2 separate regions of the Homo sapiens genome follow, and region 1 is linked to region 2. The links are chromatin loops, found by intact Hi-C in ENCODE. Cell type or tissue: HCT116. All regions are shown on one strand. Links, peaks and the distances in the headings refer to the core of each region. The heading gives the core; the rest is flanking DNA.

Evidence for each region. Hi-C counts contacts between places; a loop is a spot of excess contacts. Peaks named below come from ENCODE experiments on the same cell type or tissue, not always from the same donor. Only the 100,000 strongest peaks of a DNase experiment are listed, where the experiment ranks them.
Region 1: it touches region 2 in a loop (2.7-fold over the local background); 4 of 110 quality-filtered maps call a loop at or near these places.

What each region holds. Positions count from the first base shown.
Region 1 is chr6:151,207,172-151,210,087 of GRCh38, reverse strand. All of the region lies in intron 1 of LOC102723831 (a long non-coding RNA gene), which reads left to right. Among named protein-coding and RNA genes, the nearest start is that of AKAP12, 31 kb to the left of the region's middle. RefSeq lists an enhancer at 1,513-2,012. In HCT116, for the core only: no CTCF peak of the experiment used is centred there; DNase peaks (open chromatin) are centred at 567 and 1,667; H3K4me3 peaks cover 1,820 bases; H3K27ac peaks cover 1,568 bases.
Region 2 is chr6:151,124,982-151,127,897 of GRCh38, reverse strand. All of the region lies in intron 3 of LOC124901432 (a long non-coding RNA gene), which reads left to right. Among named protein-coding and RNA genes, the nearest start is that of MIR12131, 24 kb to the right of the region's middle. In HCT116, for the core only: no CTCF peak of the experiment used is centred there; DNase peaks (open chromatin) are centred at 583, 1,667, 1,937 and 2,157; H3K4me3 peaks cover 1,199 bases; H3K27ac peaks cover 2,500 bases.

The DNA of each region.
Region 1 (2,916 bases), core at 218-2,717, 82 kb before region 2:
TTTCATCATGTTGGCCAAGCTGGTCTCGAACTCCTGACCTCAAGTGATCTGCCTGCCTTGGCCTCCCAAAGTGCTAGGATTACAGGTGTGAGCCACCTCACCCAGCCTACAGTACTTATATTCTTACACGGCTCATATCTGTAGCTGATTTCCAATGGGAGAAACCGAGGGACTGTTGATATAAAGCTGCACATGAAAACAAGAGGTACCATTATCTCATGAACAGCTTCCAACTGTGCAGAGTCCAGGCATTCTCACCTGATCCTCCAGAAACACTACCCCTGGTCTGCAGGCTGATTTGCTGCTGACACAGAGAGGCACCCAGCAGAAGCAAGGACTCACGTCTACAGAGAACACTTAATCACATTGTCGGGGCTAGCTGGGCTCCTTGGGAAATGGAGGGTGCAGTGGGCGCCAGGGCAGGGGAAAAGCTTATCGAGAACAAGAGCAGGATGCAGGGAACGAGCAGAAAATAAACCTGAACTCTGTCTCGATTACAATTAAGTGTTTGCCACCGGAAAGCAATTTAAACAGACAGCAGCCACCTCAGCTGCTAGTGCCTGTGGGCTCGTATGACCAATCCCGGCCGTGTAGCTATTCTTAGTCACAGTTTCTCCCGACTCAATCTGCAGTAGAAGTGAAGAGACTCTTCTACCTGTAATACAGAGCTGTCCTTCCTCCCTTTATCCTTGATTTTTACCCTTTGTTCTGCAGTCTCTGTTAGTGTGTGTTCTGGACATAATAAAATATGGCTAGTTAATTCAAGCAAAAGCTTGCAGTGACTTGGCAAAGCATTATCAAGATGAATGGGAGGACAGGCAGAGGATAAAATGAGGTTGAAACTGGCTTGCCTTGTATTCAAAAATCCTAACTCCTCTTTTTACTGATTATCTTAGCTATGCATTTTTTTGTAAAGCCTCTTGAATTCAAACTGGATAAAGCTTTCTTTCTTTCAAATGTGCTTAATAACTAGGACCTGCATCTGACATTCACTGTGTCATTGCAGTGACTATAAATGCTTCCTTTAAGTCTGTGTAATTTCTAAATCAAATGTTCAGAAACCAACAGAAATGTTTATTCTTGGATAAATTAACTATGATTCAACAACTTTGTGCTCTAATTTATGGAAGAGATTCTCTCTCCATCAGTGACTTTGGCTGGGTTGTGTTAGAGATGAGCAATGCGCATCAGTGAGGCTTGCCTGGATCTTCCTTGTCAGGTTGGGTATGTCTCATAAAATTAGTTGAAAGGGCTGGGCATGGTGGCCCATGCCTGTAATCCCAGCACTTTGGGAGGCCCAGGTGGGTGGATCACTTGAGGTCAGGAGTTTGAGACCAGCCTAGACAACATGGCAAAACCCTGTCTCTACAAAAAATACAAAAATTAGCGGGGCATGGTGACATGCGTCTATAGTCCCAGCTACTGGGAAGGCTGAGGCAGGAGAATGACTTGAACCCAGAGGCGGAGGTTGCAGTGAGCCGGGATCACGCCACTGCACTCCAGTCTGGGTGACAGAGCAAGACTTTGTCTCAAAACAAAAAACAAACAAAAAAAGATTAATTGAAACGTAAAGAGAGAAATTGCAAGTGACAGGAGCACCTGAGTCACAGGGGTGGCACATATACAATGGGTGTGGACTTTGTGAAGGGAAGGATGAGAGTGTGTCATACTGTGGCCAAGATCACAGCCTTTACTGCCAGACAGATCCGACTCTACTGCTGTGTGACCTTGGATGGATTGCTTAATGTCTCTACACTTTCATTTCTGTTTTATCATGTGTGAAGTGGGGATATAAAAGACAATCTAGGCCGGGCGCGGTGGCTCATGCCTGTAATCCCAGCACTTTGGAAGTCTGAGGCAGATGGGTCAGGAGTTCAGGAGTTCGAGACCAGCCTGGCCAATATGACAAAACCCCGTCTCTACTAAAAATACAAAAAAATTAGCCAGGCATGGTGGCAGGCGTCTGTGGTTCCAGCTACTTGAAAGGCTGAGGCAGGAGGATTGCTTGAACCTGGGAGGTGGAGGTTGCAGGGAGCCGAGATCACACCACTGCACTCCAGCCTGGGTGACAGAGCGAGGCTCCATCTCAAAAAAAAAAAAAAAAGCCAATGTACAAAAGATTGTTGAAAGGATTCCATGAGATAAAAGATGCAAGGCATTAAGCCCAGGAGAGAAACATTAGCTGTTGCCATTTTTTTTCTTTTCCTTCAAGAGTATGCTAATTTATTTTGTTACTGTTCTAATCCTAGCTCTACCTTATGACTGTGGAAGCTTGGGCAGGACTGCTGAAACCTGGTTCTTCCTTTCTAAAATGGGGCTGTTAACATCTTCTTGATGGGATTACTGTGAGAATGAACAGACAGAATGATGTGTGTGAAGAATGCCTGACACAGACAGTGCCTGGCAGAGTGCATGCAGTCAATCAATTTCAGGGCCCCCTTCTCACTCCTGACCCCTTCATGGAGAGACCACAGGCCGAAATCATAGACGCTCTGGATGTGAGGTACTATGATGAAAGCCAAAAATCAGGGCATGGTGGCTCACGCCTGTAATCCCAACACTTTGAGAGACCAAGGCGAGCAGATCATCTGAGGTCAGGAGTTCAAGACCAGCCTGCCCAACATGGCAAAACCCCACCTCTACTAAAAAAAATACAAAAAATTAGCCAGGCGTGGTGGCAGGCACCTGTAATCCCAGCTACTTGGGCGGCTGAGGCAGGAGAATCACTTGAACCTGGGAGGCAGAGGTTGCAATGAGCTGAGATCGCACCACTGCCCTCCAGCCTGGGCCACAAGAGTGAAACTCCAAAAAAAAAAAAAAAAAGCCAAAAAACAAAAAACAACTCCCCCGATGATTCTGATGTGAATGAAATCAGGGTAAGACCCTACATTGTCTAGAGGTTTGATGGTAGATCCT
Region 2 (2,916 bases), core at 213-2,712:
TTCCTTCTTCTTCTGAGCCCTCCAAACTATTCCACCCTCTGCCTGTTACCCAGTTCCAAAGTTGCTTCCACATTTTCAAGTATCTTTATACAGTACCCTATGCCTGGTACCAATTTACTGTATTAGTTCATTTTCACACTGCTATCAAGAAATGCCTGAGACTGGGTAATTTATAAAGAAGAGAGATTTAATTGACTCAGTTTGGCATGGCTGGGGACACCTCAGGAAACTTACAATCATGGCAGAAGGGGAAGCAGGCACATCTTACATGGCAGCAAGCGAGAGAGAGGAGCAAGCAGGGGAAATGCCAGATGGTTATAAAACTATTAGATTTCATGAGAACTCACCCAGTCTGATGAGAACAGCATGAGGAAACTGCCCCCATGATCCACTCACCTCCCACCAGGTCCTTTCCTCAACATATGGGGATTAAGGGGATTGCAATTCAGGATGAGATTTGGGTGGGGACACAGCCAAACCATATCAGCATACCTAGGTTACTAGCTCATATCCGGAGCCAGCGATGGCGTTTGTCCCACCAGAATCACTCAAGCGTAGAGTGATGAGGTTCCCCAAAGGAAAACTAAGGTGTCATTTCTAGACAAAGAGGATTCAATGCTAGGAAGGCAAAAGCAGTATATCTATTCCACAGTAGGATGTGAGTCATCAGTACACAGGAGGTAGTAAGAAGGCTAGGAGCAGTGGCTGACACCTGTAATCCCAGCATTTTGGGAGGCCAAGGCAGGTGGATTGCTTGAGTCCAGGAATTCAAGACCAGCGTGGGCAACATGGCAAGGCCTTGTCTCTACAAAAACAATACAAAAATCAGCTGGGCATGGTGGCGTACACCTGTAGTCCCAGCTACTCAGGAGGCTGAGGTGGGAGGATTGCTTGAGCCCAGGGAGGTCAAGGCTGCAGTGAGTCGTGATCATGCCACTGCACTCTGGCCTGGGTGACAAAGTGAGACCCTGTCTCAAAAAAACAAAAGAAAAGAAAAATGATAACAACAAAAAAACCCAGAAAGAAGTAACAAAAGCACTACTGTTTCATCTCTGTATTTTTACTTTCTGGTAGTTGAAAGAGAAGAAATTGTTGGCCAAAATAATATACATACATATATCCTTAGATCTATATCTATGTCTATCTATAACTATATCTATAGTCATATAGTCATTTGTATTAGAAGATACAGCTCCTGAACTTTATTGCTCTTTAGATACTGATCCATATGAGATTCAGAAGAGACCAGGTAATGCATTTCAGGTTTATTTGTGATGAATATATAGCACCGAGCTTCAGGAACTGATTTGCTTCTCATGCGCATTGGTACTAGTCTGACTGTCATCACTCTGTGACATCGGTCCTCTCTGAAGGACCAAGAGCTCCCCTTCTCTCCTCATTGCTTTAGGCCTGACCTTTACTGAGATCCCCCTCCTAATAGTCTGTAGTCTACGACAGATTGGCAAAGTAAACTTTGGCCATTTCTATGTTTGTTTTTTTCTGCACTGGCAAGAAACAGTCACTGAACATTGATTTATTGAGTATAATTTGTCTGTGTTTTAAAAGTTTAGAAATGTGTTCTTTGGACTACACACTTGGCCTAAAACACCCAGTGGATTACCACACATATACCCCCACCACTTGCCCTACGTCACCAATGGTAGGGTGGCCACATCCACTGTTTACAAGGATCTATTGTTTAGGACTGAGTCATTAGCACAATCCTGTCTTCCTAGGCTTATTAGAGAAATCGAAGACAGGATATTTGAATTGAAAGGTACCTACAAATCCATCTTCTTTGCCACTGATTGATTGAATCCCTTTCATACTGTTTCTTGAGGATGGTCAATCAGTCTTGCTTAAGAACTTCCCCCAGGAGGAAAATCACTATTTACAGATTCCCCAGCCCCTTGCATTGCTAACAGTTTGTATCATGAGAAAGTTCTCGCCCATAGAGTTGCTCTCTCGTTAATAGTCACCTCTTCTTAAAGCAACAAGGCCAGTTTTGAGGAATCTCTTTGTGCCCCTTTTCAGTAGTAGATCAGGGTTTGCACTTCAAAGGATATCGTGGGTGTCTTTTTATGAGTCAAAGGCTTATCATCTTTATTGCAGATCAGTAACAAGGCAGGTTTCTGGAATGTGTATATGGTTTCCGTATAAACAGTCCCCAAACTCATGTATCAACCTGACAAAGTCTAGACTCAAGAGTTTGTTTCAGGAAGAAAAAAAAGAGCCAGCCATGATAGAAAGAATCGCAAGCCTATAAATTGTGCTGAAGTGTGTTTATATAACTAGATTAGAGTTTAAATAAAGCAATTCAACGGTAAACTAAACTACAAGTCCTAGTGGTAAAAGCAACCTCTGAAGAGTCAGTGGAACAGACAGGTTACACTTGTTTTGATTGTGCACACAAGGGAATACTGATTTCCAAACGGATGGCTAGCACCTCAGGACACTGCTTCCAGAGGGCAGTTTTCATCATTGTCATTCTCATTTTGAGAAACTGAAGTTCAAAGAGATGGGTGACTGCCCTAAGTCAGACAGAGCCCTTATTTCAAGGGCCAGGGATACCTATGACCCCTCTGACCTAATCCAGGTGACAATTTACAGCTGATTCATATGACCCTGGTGACTCAAGCCAGTACCCCAAAGCTATTTCCCATTTAATGAGACAAAAATCTCACCTGAGAGTGCCATACTAGCTGTGAATTTTCATCAGATTCTTAGAGATGCCTGCGACTTTCTGCCTTCTCCTCCCATCAATATTTAGAACTCTTGAATCATAGTTCAACTATCAATCAAGTTTTCTAGAGAACCAGGGATATAATTTGCTCAGTGATTTTGGCTTATGCTAAGGGTTAAGTCAGTCAGAAAAGAAAAACAGAGGGACCAAAGTAATATATTCAAGCAATATAC